Linked DNA regions of Homo sapiens: region 1 is linked to region 2. Evidence: chromatin loops called from intact Hi-C (ENCODE). Cell type or tissue: endothelial cell of umbilical vein. All regions are shown on one strand. Links, peaks and the distances in the headings refer to the core of each region. The heading gives the core; the rest is flanking DNA. Region 1 overlaps MTA1 (metastasis associated 1). Region 2 holds the start of TEDC1 (tubulin epsilon and delta complex 1).

The links. Hi-C counts contacts between places; a loop is a spot of excess contacts. Peaks named below come from ENCODE experiments on the same cell type or tissue, not always from the same donor. Only the 100,000 strongest peaks of a DNase experiment are listed, where the experiment ranks them.
Region 1: a loop joins it to region 2, with 6 times the contacts of the local background. A loop is called at or near these places in 56 of 110 quality-filtered maps.

What each region holds. Positions count from the first base shown.
Region 1 is chr14:105,428,535-105,431,451 of GRCh38, forward strand. The region is part of intron 1 of MTA1 (metastasis associated 1); the gene reads left to right. Among named protein-coding and RNA genes, the nearest start is that of MTA1, 10 kb to the left of the region's middle. In endothelial cell of umbilical vein, for the core only: no CTCF peak of the experiment used is centred there; DNase peaks (open chromatin) are centred at 1,717 and 2,217; H3K27ac peaks cover 1,436 bases.
Region 2 is chr14:105,489,143-105,492,017 of GRCh38, forward strand. It overlaps TEDC1 (tubulin epsilon and delta complex 1), which reads left to right and starts at 2,104. Exons shown (of 9, transcript NM_001367178.1): 1 at 2,104-2,380; 2 at 2,480-2,558. The coding sequence starts at 2,234. RefSeq lists silencers at 720-849, 980-1,029, 1,040-1,669, 2,060-2,429 and enhancers at 1,440-2,183, 1,760-2,009, 2,184-2,875. In endothelial cell of umbilical vein, for the core only: CTCF peaks have their summits at 707 (motif pointing left) and 1,605 (motif pointing left); DNase peaks (open chromatin) are centred at 709 and 1,899; H3K4me3 peaks cover 1,451 bases; H3K27ac peaks cover 1,621 bases.

The sequences.
Region 1 (2,917 bases), core at 231-2,730, 60 kb before region 2:
TGAGGTAACAGGAGTGAGCCACCATGCCCAGCCTTATAGTAATTCTTGAAATCAAGTAGTAGGAATCCTTGAACTTTGTTCCTCATTTTCAAAATTGTTTAGCCTGTTCTGGTTACTTGGCTTTCCCTTACAGAGTTTAGAATTGGCTTGTTAATTTCTACAGAAACCAAAAAGAAGTGTTTCTTTTTTTTTTTTCTTTTTTTGAGACAACATCTTGCTCTGTTGCCCAGGCTGGAGTGCAGTGGTATGATCTTGGCTCACTGTATGTAGCCTCAGTCTCTTGGGCTCAAGTGATCCTCCCCACTTCAGCCTCCCGAGTAGCTAGGACTACAGGCATACGCCACCATGCCTGGCTAGTTTTATTTATTTTTGTAGAGATGGGGTCTCACTATGTTGCCCACACTAGTCTCAAACCCCTGGCCTCAAGTGATCCTCCTGCCTTGACTCCCAAAATGCTGGGATTACAGGCATGAGCCATTGTGCCCAGCCTCACCTTGCACTTTTATGTGGTAGAAATGGCTTCTTTCCTTGAACTTCATGGGCCAACTTCTGCTAGCTTCAGATTTTTCTTCTGCAGCCTCCTCACCTCCCTCAGCCTTCGTAGAACTGAAGGGAGTTAGGGCCTCGCTCAGGCTGGGGCTCTGGCTTCGGGGAATGTGTCCGCTTTGATTTCCCATCCCGGCACTTCAGCTTTCTCTCTATCAGTACTAAGGCCGTTCAGCTGTCTTATCAGGCTTGTGTTCACTGGAGCAGCACTTTTTGTTTTTTGGAGATGAAGTCTTGCTCTGTCGCCCAGGCTGGAGTGCGGTGGCACGATCTCGGCTCGCTGCAACCTCCGCCTCCCGGGTTCAAGCGATTCTCCTGCCTCAGCCTCCCAAGTGGCTGGGACTACAGGCACCCACCACCACACCCGGCTAATTTTTTTTTTTTTTTTTGAGACAGAGTCTCCCTCTGTCACCCAGGCTGGAGTGCAGTGGCACGATCTCGGCTCACTGCAAGCTCCGCCTCCCAGGTTCACGCCATTCTCTTGCCTCAGCCTCCCGAGTAGCTGGGACTACAGGTGCCCGCCACTATGCCCGGCTAATTTTTTGTATTTTTTTAGTAGAGACGGGGTTTCACCATGTTAGCCAGGATGGCCTCAATCTCCTGACCTTGTGATCCACCTGCCTCAGCCTCCCGAAGTGCTGGGATTACAGACGTGAGCCACTGCGCCCGGCCTTTTTTTTTTTTTTTTTTTTTGGTGACCAAGTCTCGCTCTGTCATTCAGGCTGGAGTGCAGTGGTGCGATCTTGGCTCACTGCCACCTCCAGCTCTCGGGTTCAAGTGATTCTCCCACCTCAGCCTCCCGAGTAGCTGGGATTACAGGCACACACCACCATGCCTGGCTAATTTTTTTATTTTTAGTAGAGATGGGGTTTCACCATGTTGGCCAGGCTGGTCTCAAACTCCTGACCTCAAGTGATCCACCTGCTTTGGCCTCCCAAAGTGCTGGGAATACAGGTGTGAGCCACTGCGCCCGACCCACTTTTAGTTTCTTTCAGGAACTTTTCCTCTGCATTCACAACTGGGCTACCTGCTTGGCGCTGAAGACCAGGCTTTCCGTTAGGGTATCTTGGCTTTCGACAGGCCTTCCTAACTAAGCTTAGTCATTTATTTCCAGCTTTTGTTTTAAAGTGAGAGATGTGTGACCCTCAACTCTTCCCTTCACTGGACTACTTAGAGGCCATGGCAGGGTTGCTAGTTGGCCCAATTTCAGTATTGTTGTGTCTCAGGGAATAGAGAGGCCCCAGGAGAGGGAGAGAAATGGAGGAATGGCCAGTTCCTGGGGCAGTCGGAACACACACATTTATCAATTAAGTTCTTAGTTGGGGTATGGCTCATGATGCCCAAAACAATTACAATAGTAGCATCGAGGAGCAATGACCACAGATCGCCATCACAGATAGAATCATGGTTAAAAAGTTGGAAATGTTGAGAGAATTACCAAAACGTGACAGCAACACGTAGTGAGCACCTGCTGTTGGAAAAATGGCACCGATGGACTTGACTTGATGCACGTTGCCACAAACCTTCAATTTGTAAGAAACACAATACCTGCAAAGCATCATCAAGCTAAGCATGATGCCCGTGTAGATGTTTGGGAAATAATTGGCATCTAAACCAATCTTGGGTCCTCTCGTACAGGGATTGGCAAACTGGCCCGCTGCCTGTTTTTGATGACTCACGAGCTAAGAATGGGTTTTACATTTTTTAATTGTTGAGAAAAAAATCAAAGGCAGAAAACTTCATGACACATGAAGATTATATGAAATTCACATTTCAGTGCTCAGAAATAAAGTGTTATGGGAACACGGCCGCACTAATGGGAGGGATTCCAGTTATTATGTGGCTGCTTTGAGCTACCGTGGTGGGGTTGAATATTTGTGATAGGGACAGGAAAAACTTAACTTTTTCCCAGTCTCACACGTTCAACACAGAACACTTCACCTCTGGTCCCTGGAATGTGTGTGGGGTTTCTCCCTACCAGCAGCCAGTCGGTTATCCAGTGATTTAACCCAATTTTGACACTGCTTACCTGGAGAGAATATTAGGTTCTGCAGCTGAAGGGCTGAGTCCCACAAGACTGTCCTCACTTCTCCTGCCTCAGCCTCCCGAGTAGCTGGGATTACAGGCGCCCACCACCACGCACAGTTAATTTTTGTATTTTTAGTAGAGACCAGGTTTCACCATATTGGCCAGGCTGGTCTCAAACTCCTGACCTCAGGTGATCCACCCACCTTGGCCTCCCAAACTGCTGGGATTTACAGGCATGAGCCACTGTGCCCAGCCTACAAGCTGGTTATTAACAAGACCAATAAACTGAAATCTATAGCCAGACTGACAAAGAAATAGAAGCCACAAGTAACCAACATCAGGA
Region 2 (2,875 bases), core at 123-2,622:
GAGGGTGAATCAGCTCATGCTGGCTCCCTTTCTGAGAGGCTCTGGGGGAGTTATGGGAACTCCTGGCCTTCCTCCTTTCCACCCCCCAACCCTGTCCTCATTCCCCACCCCTCCAGGCCAGGCCCAGCTTCTGCAAGGGCCTGATGAGGCTGCTCTGCCCCTGACCCAGGCACCACTGCCCCATGTGCGTCCTCATCTGCCATCTACCCTGTGCCCAGGGACTTACCCAGTGGCCCGGCGTCCAGTGGGGAACTTGAGTACCGGCCGTGCACAGGGGCTGGGGGGCCTTCTGGAAACTCCCTTGTCAACTCAGCCAGCCGCTGCTGACTGGCCACCTTCAGAGACCCTCTTCCCCACACTGGCTACTTAGATACCGGCCTTGGCAGAAGGCCACCCCTCCGGACACCCACTGGTTTAAAAGAGCCCAGGGGTCTGGCCCTGCCTTAGGGCTGTGGTGGGTGTGCTGCAGGCTCAGCTCGACAGGTGCTGTGGGGGCAGTCTAGGGTGGCCCGCAGGGTGGGGTGTGTGGGGGTGATTGGGGGATTCCTGGAATTCCAAGAGCTGGGAGCCACAGCACTTTTGATGGGATGGGGGCAGGGGGTGCTGAGGTGAGGCTGGTTTCTGGCTGGACGGTGGTGGGTGGAGCTGAGGGAACTGAGATCTTTGAGACAGCGACACCTGGTGCAGAGAAAAATCCGCAAGCTCGGGGGTTGGGAGAGCGCTGAACAAGGCCGCAGAGCTGCTCCGCCATCTCCCCCACGCCTCCTGCCAAGTTCTGTGGCGCCGCGGTTCCCCACCTCCTGCTCCCATCCCCCTGGCTCCCGCCGCCCTGTAGCTCGGCAGGTGCAGTAGGCGCTCCGAGGAGGAGGCCCCTTAGCTTCAAGAAACCCGCGTGGGCGGGGTGAGGAGCGCAGTCCTCCTACTGGCGCCGTGAAGGAGATCGCGATGCGCCGGAGGGAAGGAGGCTGCGGGCGGGGAAGGACGGAGGGCGTGCGGGGAGGGAGAGGAGGGGCTTGCTGGGGGGGGGGCCCCGAGGCGGGGCCGGGAGGGCCGCCTGGAAGAGGAGGTCGGGGGCGAAGGAGGCCGAGAAGAAAGGTGGGGCCGGGACCCCTCGGGCTGCGCCTCTCGTGGGCGTGTCCAGCCAGGGCTGGGGGTCCAGGGAGGACTGAGTTTCCCTCTCCCGCCGTCCTCGCAGCCCCGGGAGGTGCAGGGGCATCGCGGGAACAGCCCCGGTGACACGCTGCCCGGGGTCTTCACGAATGCCCGGAGGCGCCGCTGGCCAGAAGCCAGCCCGACCTTCCATCCCCGCAGACAGCCCCACGTTCCTCCCGGCCCGCGTCTTTCGGGGCCGCCCGTGCAGGCGGGCCCGGCTCAGCGGCGCCCGGGCAGCAGCTGCTTCCATGCGCCGGCTTCCTCCGGGGCTGCTCCGTGGCGGCGGCAGAGGGAAGCGCTGCCGCGGGCGGGCGAGGATCGGGAGCGCCTGAGGAGGCTGCCGCGGGCTCCGGCTGCGCGTTCGGGGCGGGGGAGCTGCCCGGGACTTCGCGCCAGGGGCCAGGGGCCGGCCGCGCTGGGGTCTGCGCTGTGCGGCGCGGCGGGCTCTGGGCGCCTCCTGGCGGCCCAGCCTGGAAGGCGGCGCGATGGGGCGAGGCTCGTCCGCTCCGACTGCGTAAGCGGCCCCACAGGGCGCCTTCCGGAGTCTGCGCGCTCCCGCCCGGCGGTTGCTAGGTTGCCAAGGGGCGTGAGGCGCTGATGGGTGGGGTCTGAGCGAGGCGGGGTGTCGGGTGTCGTGACGATTGAGCCTGCAAGGGCGGACTCTGCGGTGTTCTCCATATCAACAGCCCTGCCAGGAGCCCGGAAGTGGGTCCGCACGAGACAGAATAGACTACACTCAAACTCCAGGGGAACCGTTCATTGGGCTTGGACACGAAGGCGGGACCCTGCCGACGCAGTGATTGGATGCATGTCCGGCCAGCGCGGTGATTGGGTACAGGTCTCGGGAGCGCGGTGATTGGGTACAGGTCTCGGCCAGCGCGGTGATTGGGCGCAGGTCCCAGCCGGCGCGGTGATTGGGCGCTGGACCCGGCCCGTGCCATGATTGGGCTCAGGTTCCAGCCGGAGCGGTAACTGGGCGCAGGTCCCAGCCGCCGCACTAAACCCGGCCCGTGCGGTGATTGGACGCAGGCCCCGGGCCGCGGCGGAGGCGGGCGATCCGAAAGAGGCTGGTGCTGGCTGCATGGGGAGGCGGCGGCAGCGGGTGGACCCCGCGGCTGGGGCCCGGGCCGGGGCCCTGCCTGAGGCCATCGCCGCGTTGAGTCGGTCGCTGCCCTCGGGACCCAGCCCCGAGATCTTCCGCCGCGCCAAGTTCGACCGTCCGGAGGCGGTGACGCTCTCGCGGAGGGCAGGCGGGCCGGGTGGGGTCCCGGGCCCTCGCAGGGAGTTGGGCCGGCTCCGCTGACCGCCCGCTTTTTATTTTCCGCAGACCTCCGCGCTCTGGCAGCTCCTCTTCCGTGTGCTCTCGCCACTCCCTGCGGGCAACGCCTTGGCATCGCTCGCCCTGGGTAAGCCCCGCTCCTGGCCCCGCCCACCCGGTAGCACTGGCCCCGCCTACTCCTGTAAAGCCCCGCCTTCCCCAGTAAGCCCCGCCCCGGCAGGCTCTAGCCCCCACCCAACACTGACCCCGCTTGCTCCTCAAAACTCCGCCTTCCCCGGTAAGCCACGCCCCCTGATGGGCCCTAGCTCCACCCCCTTGGGTAGCACTGGCTTCTGCTCCTACAAAGCCCTGGGGACGTCCCTGTTGGCCCCTGGTCTCCTCATCCTGGTCTGAGTTCTAGCTCTCCCACTATCATCTCTTCTGAACTAGGCCTTGAGCTTCTGC